Linked DNA regions of Homo sapiens: region 2 is linked to region 1. Evidence: read pairs that join two places in POLR2A ChIA-PET (ENCODE). Cell type or tissue: GM12878. All regions are shown on one strand. Links, peaks and the distances in the headings refer to the core of each region. The heading gives the core; the rest is flanking DNA.

The links. ChIA-PET counts read pairs that join two places held together with the same protein. Peaks named below come from ENCODE experiments on the same cell type or tissue, not always from the same donor. Only the 100,000 strongest peaks of a DNase experiment are listed, where the experiment ranks them.
Region 2: POLR2A ChIA-PET joins it to region 1 with 7 read pairs; 3 of 35 experiments call an interaction of 5 or more read pairs at or near these places.

What each region holds. Positions count from the first base shown.
Region 1 is chr19:5,061,491-5,064,396 of GRCh38, reverse strand. All of the region lies in intron 6 of KDM4B (lysine demethylase 4B), which reads right to left. Among named protein-coding and RNA genes, the nearest start is that of KDM4B, 94 kb to the right of the region's middle. In GM12878, for the core only: no CTCF peak of the experiment used is centred there; no DNase peak of the experiment used is centred there.
Region 2 is chr19:5,175,180-5,178,085 of GRCh38, reverse strand. PTPRS-AS1 (PTPRS antisense RNA 1) reads right to left here and starts at 340. Exons shown (of 1, transcript NR_186338.1): 1 at 1-340. RefSeq lists enhancers at 1,169-1,218, 1,229-1,318. In GM12878, for the core only: no CTCF peak of the experiment used is centred there; a DNase peak (open chromatin) is centred at 1,055.

The DNA of each region.
Region 1 (2,906 bases), core at 319-2,818:
CAATGCGTGCTGGAGGGTGAGAAAGTTAATTTCACAGTGTCTGCACAGGCCTGGGCAGACGGGCCTTCGCCATTTAATGCGCTATCATCGCAGACACAGAATGAGGGAGGCAGAGCCCGTGCACGTCACGCTGGAAGTACCCGAGACCAGGTGTCAGGTTGGACAGAGGCCACCTGGCAGAGTGAGCCACCCACGCAAGCCCAGGAGGGCCACGGCAGATCCAAACGCCAGTGGCGCCCCCGGGACCCCAAGTTGCAAACAGAACGGAAAAGCCATGGTGACCGCCACCCTCGCAACAAAGCCCTATGGTGGCCCCGGCCTGTGACCCAGCAAGATGGCTCTGGCGCACTGCCCTGTGGCTGGCACAGGCCGGGAAGGAGAGCAAGCCGGCTACAGGGTGGGCTTCCTGCGAGACCCAACAGAGAGCTGCTGTCTCAGCCCCACATCCACACGAGCCCCTCAGCCGACATGCAGTCCCGGAGCCAGCTAAAGACGAGCCGGGCCAGGGTGGCTCCTCTGCTCTGCTCCTCAGAGCCGCATGGTGACCGGGCCAGGGACACACAGGTCTGTGTGGTGGCCACCGTGCTGCGCCGTGTTAACTCCGTCCACGGAAATGGCCAAGTTCTCTGAGCGCCTTCTATGTATGCTATGGAAACTGCACCACAAACAAAGCTGTTCACAGGAACCTGAGGACCTATTCACCGCACTGGGGACACAAGGACCAGAGAGCCACGGTCCCTGCCTGCGTTGCTGGGCTCAGTGCCACAGATGCACTTGGCTCTTCAGAGTATCTTCAGCACTGTGGAGCCCAGGGTGTCCACCAAGTCAACACAGGCCCCACCAGAAACCCTGAAGAGACCAGGTCACAGATGTCCTCTCTGGAAAAGGCACCAGCCCAGGTGGTTTTAATGAATCCTGCCCGATGACCTTCATCTAAAGGGACAGTGCCCATGTACACACATGGTTGGCAAGCAGTAGGGAATATCTGACGTTACTGAGCTCGTTTTCTGAATCCGGCATATTTTCCAAATGGATGAATAAATGAACAAATGGGAAACCCCAGCACCAACAAAGAACACGCAAGAAAATGATCAGCCAGTCCCACGTGGATGTAAAAATCCTAAATACAGCATTAGTGAGTCAAGCACAGTAGGCTATTGCAAGACCAAGAAGAGTTTATCTCCAAGGTTGCAAAGACATTCCAAAAATTAATATCTATCAAAAATTCCAAAGCATTTGGTACAAAAATTCTCAGGCAACCAGGACTAGCAGGGACTCTCCCACTACCACCTTCATGGCGAGGCAGGAGAGGACACAACCTGCCCATCATCACAGCACACGTCACACTGCACTAGAGACACTAGCCAATGTGATATATCAAGAAAAAGACAAAGGGTTTACCAAGCAGAAGGGATAAGACAAACTTCTTAAAATCATAATATAAACGTCTAAGTAAGGCGTGATGGTGCATGCCTGTGTTCCCAGCTCCTCAGAATGCTGAGGCAGGAGGATCACTGGAGTCCAAGAGGTTGAGGCTGCAGTGAGCCATGACTGCACCACTGCACTCCAACCTAGGCAACAGAGGGAAACTCTATCTCTAAAAAAAAAAAAAAAAAAAAAACAGTTTAATTATAACATAAGTTTCTACTTAGGAAATCTAAGCAAACAAAGAAACTGGTAAAACTATAGAATTAAACACAGCCCAGCAAGGTGGCAGAATTTTTAATTAAAAAAAAAAGTCAACAAAAAGAGGGTTTCCTCTACAGCAGAAAGAACATTAACAGAACACTCTAAACCCACTAGGGTAAACCTGTCCCTCGTCTAGGGTGGAGCAGGAATTCTCTCCACAAACAAGGCCACACACAGACCTGGTAGTGCACTTGCCTGCTGTACTCACAGGCTCTGACCTGGGAAGCCAGTGCCTCCCTGGGTAAAACCCCTCCACACCCCTGCAACAGCGCATGGGGACGGACGGGAGGAAGGGCAGGTGCCAGAGCTCATCACGTAGTCGCCAGCAGCAGGAAAGGCATGCTACCGATGGCCACCCCAGGAGGATGGGTCGCCCAGGACAGGCAGCTGCCCCACAGGTCAGTCTGGAGAGATAAAGATGTTAGAAAAAGTGCCTGCACAGGCAAGGGAGTGGATCCACAGGCCAGGACACACAGACAGCCCGGGAACTGCCAAGAGCACTGAGGTCCCATATCCTGGCTGAGAGAGAGGGAGAGGAGATGTCACCAACCGCAGCCTGCTGGGAGGGAGAGATTACAGGGGACCGGACAGAGGGCAGGAAGAGGAGGAGTGAGACCCTTTCGCAAAGACTCACAGGAGAAACGGGAGTCCCAGAGCAGGTGCAGGCCCCATGGGGAAGGCTCCAGCCCTGGCATTCTGCGGGGCCAGCCCTGCTCCCCCAGATGCCACCGCTGCAGAAATGGAGCCCAGCCTGGGCTGCACGGCTCCTCCCAAGGCAATGACAGAACTCCTCCAATATCTGATGGAAAGCTACCCTATTTCTTTCTTCTGTTTTTTTTTGTTGTTGTTTTTTGTTGTTGTTTTTTGTTTTTTTTTTTTAAGAGACAGGGTCTTTGCTGCAGCCTCAAATTCCCAGGCTCAAGCAATACTCCCTCCTCAGCCTCCCATGTAGCTAAAAGATGACAGGTGTGCGCCCTACACCCAGCTGATTTTTTCTTCTTTTTTTGTAGAGATGGAGTCTTGCAATGTTGCCCAGGCTGTTCTCGAGCTCCAGTGGCTGGCTCAAGCAATCCTCTGGCCTCAGCTGCCCAAAGCTCTGGAATTACAGGCATGAGCCAACCTGCCTGTTTCTACTGGAAAAATCTTCTTTCATGGAGCCTCATCCTGGGGAAAGGCCACCTCCCTCATTTGTCCCCAGCACAGGGGCTCCTTTATGT
Region 2 (2,906 bases), core at 118-2,617, 110 kb before region 1:
AGAAATGCCCAGACACACAGCAAACGCTTTTTAATCCAACAGCCGCAATGGCAGAGGAGATATTAGTTTCCTGTAAGATTCGACTCAATTAATTAGTTCCCAAATATCAGCCTATCCAGGCAAGCAAAGGAAAACAGAGATAAGTCCCAGCCCAGCCTTGCTTCATCTTTTAAAGGCAATTAACTCTTAGTTATTAGCTTTTAATTAGGGAGTAATAATGGCCTCGTTAATACGTTTTATTATACTTGTCACCAGGCAGCTGTTCCAAACAGAACCTATTATCAGATGGTGATGGCCCCGGTGTCAACCGCACTGATGCCGAGGCCGGGGCTCAGAGGCTGCCCTGTGCTCCTTCTCCAGGGGGGCAGGGCTGGACCATGAGCCCCACCTGATGCTATCATTGTGACCCTTTTCAAGTGATCCCCAGGCCCTCTAGGGTCTCTTGATTTCCACTCCTGTCCCCTGTGATAAACCGAAGGTCCTGTCTGGGTCATCCTGCTGCCCTACCATGGCTGTTTCAGACACACCAGCTGCCACTAATGACCCTGACGGCTTCCCTCACCTATGCTGGGTCTGGTCTCCCCTCTGTCCTATGATTAGGTACAAGGACAGCCACTGCCACTCTTTTCTTTTCTTTTCTTTCTCTCTCTTTCTTTCTCTTTCTCTTTTTCTTTCTTTCTTTCTTCTTTCCTTTCTTTCTTTCTTTCTTTCCTCTCTATTTCTTTTCTTTTTTGTTTTCAGGGTCTCATTTTGTCACCCAGGCTGGAGTGCCATGGTGCAATCTCAGCTCACTGCAGCCTCGACTTCCTGAGCTAAAGAGATCCTCTCGCCTCAGCTGCACAAGTAGCTGAGACTACAGACCCATGCCATACACCCAGCTAATTTTTTTTTCTTTTTTTTGAGACAGAGTCTGGCTCTTGTTGCCTAGGCTGGAGTGCAGTGGCCTGATCTCAGCTCACTGCAACCTCTGCCTCCCAGGCTCAAGCAATTCTCCTGCTTCAGCCTCCTGAGTAGCTGGTATTACAGGCATGTGTCACAACGCCTGACTAATTTGTGCACTTTTAGTACAGACGGGGTTTCCCCATGTTGGCCAGGCTGGTCTTGAAATCCTGACCTCGGGTGATCCGCCCGCCTCGGCCTCCCAAAGTGCTGAGCCACCACGCCCGGCTGTTTTTGTTTTGTTTTGTTTTGTTTTGTTCTTGTTTGTTTGTTTTGTATTTTTGGTAGAGATGGGGTTTCATTATGTTGTCCAGGCTGGTCTCAAACTCCTGGACTCAGGCGATCCAGGTGCTGGGATTACAAGCCTCCCAAAGTGCTGGGATTACAAGAGTGAGCCACCACATCTGGCCGATTGCCACTTTCTTTCTTTTTTTGAGACAGAGTCTTGCTCTGTCGCCCAGGCTGGAGGGCAATTGTGCAATCTCAGCTCACTGCAATGTCTGCCTCCCAGGTTCAAGCGATTCTCCTGCCTCAGCCTCCTGAGTAGCTAGGATTACAGGCATGCACCACCACCACCACCACGCCCAGCTAATTTTTTGTATTTTTAGTGGAGATGGGGTTTCATGGTGTTAGCTAGAATGGTCTCGATCTCCTAACCTCGTGATCTGCCTGCCTCAGCCTCCCAAAGTATTGGGATTACAGGCGTGAGCCACCACACCCGGCCCAATTGCCCCTTTCTTTAGCAAAGTTCCCATGCTGGAAATCACCTTACCATAGGTGTCCCTGGTAGGAGAAAGTTCCATGAGACTGAGTGAAATTGGAGGGTAAAATATCACAAGATACCCACAAAGAGCTGTGTGCATGAATGAGTTCACAGTTGCTCCAACTGCAATTGCCAAATGTCCATCAACTGGTAAATGTATAAACACACTGTGGCCCATCAATACAATGGAATACTACACAGCAATGAAAAAGGACTGCACTTTAGAAACATGGCTGTTGTTGGCCGGGCGTGGTGGCTCATGCCGGTAATCCCAGCACTTTGGGAGGCCGAGGCGGGCGGATCACAAGGTCAAGAGATCGGGACGATCCTGGCTAACAAGGTGAAACCCCGTCTCTACCCAAAATACAAAAATTAGCAGGGCGTGGTGGTGGGTGCCTGTAGTCCCAGCTACTTAGGAGGCTGAGGCAGGAGAATGGTGTGAACCCAGGAGGCAGAGCCTGCAGTGAGCCGAGATTGCACCACTGCACTCCAGCCTGGGCAACAGAGTGAGACTCCGTCTCAAAAAAAAAAAAAAAAAAGAAAGAAACATGGCTGTTTTGGGGTGAATCTGAAATGCATTGCACCAAGGGAAAGAAGCCAGACACAAATGGTGACATTCTGCACAATTCCATTTATATGAAGTGCTAAACATGTAATTCTCACTGATAGTTGGAGAAAACAGATCCGTAGTTGCCACTGAGTGTGGAGGGTTGACAAGGGAATATTCTGGAGGGAGTGAAGTGCCCTATATCTTGTTTTGGTTATGCGAGCGTATGCATTTGTCAAACTTATTGAACCATACAACTGAAGATATGTTTATTGACTGATATGTAAATAAGGTCTCAATAAACATTTAAAAAAATATTAGATGGGCCAGGCACGGTGGCTCACGCCAGTAATCCCAGCACTTTGGGAGGCTGAGGTTGGTGGATCACCTGAGATCAGGAGTTTGAGACCAGCCTGGCCAACATGGTGAAACCCCATCTCTACTAAAAATACAAAAATTAGCCAGGCGTGGTGGCAGGCACCTATAATCCCAGCTACTCTGGAGGCTGAGACAGGAGAATCGCTTGAATCCAGGAGGCAGAGGCTGCAGTGAGCCAAGATCGAGCTACTGCACTCTAACCTGGGCAAGACAGAGTGAGACTCTGTCTCAAAAAACAAAAACAAAAATTAGATGGGCTGGGCACAGTGGCTCATGCCT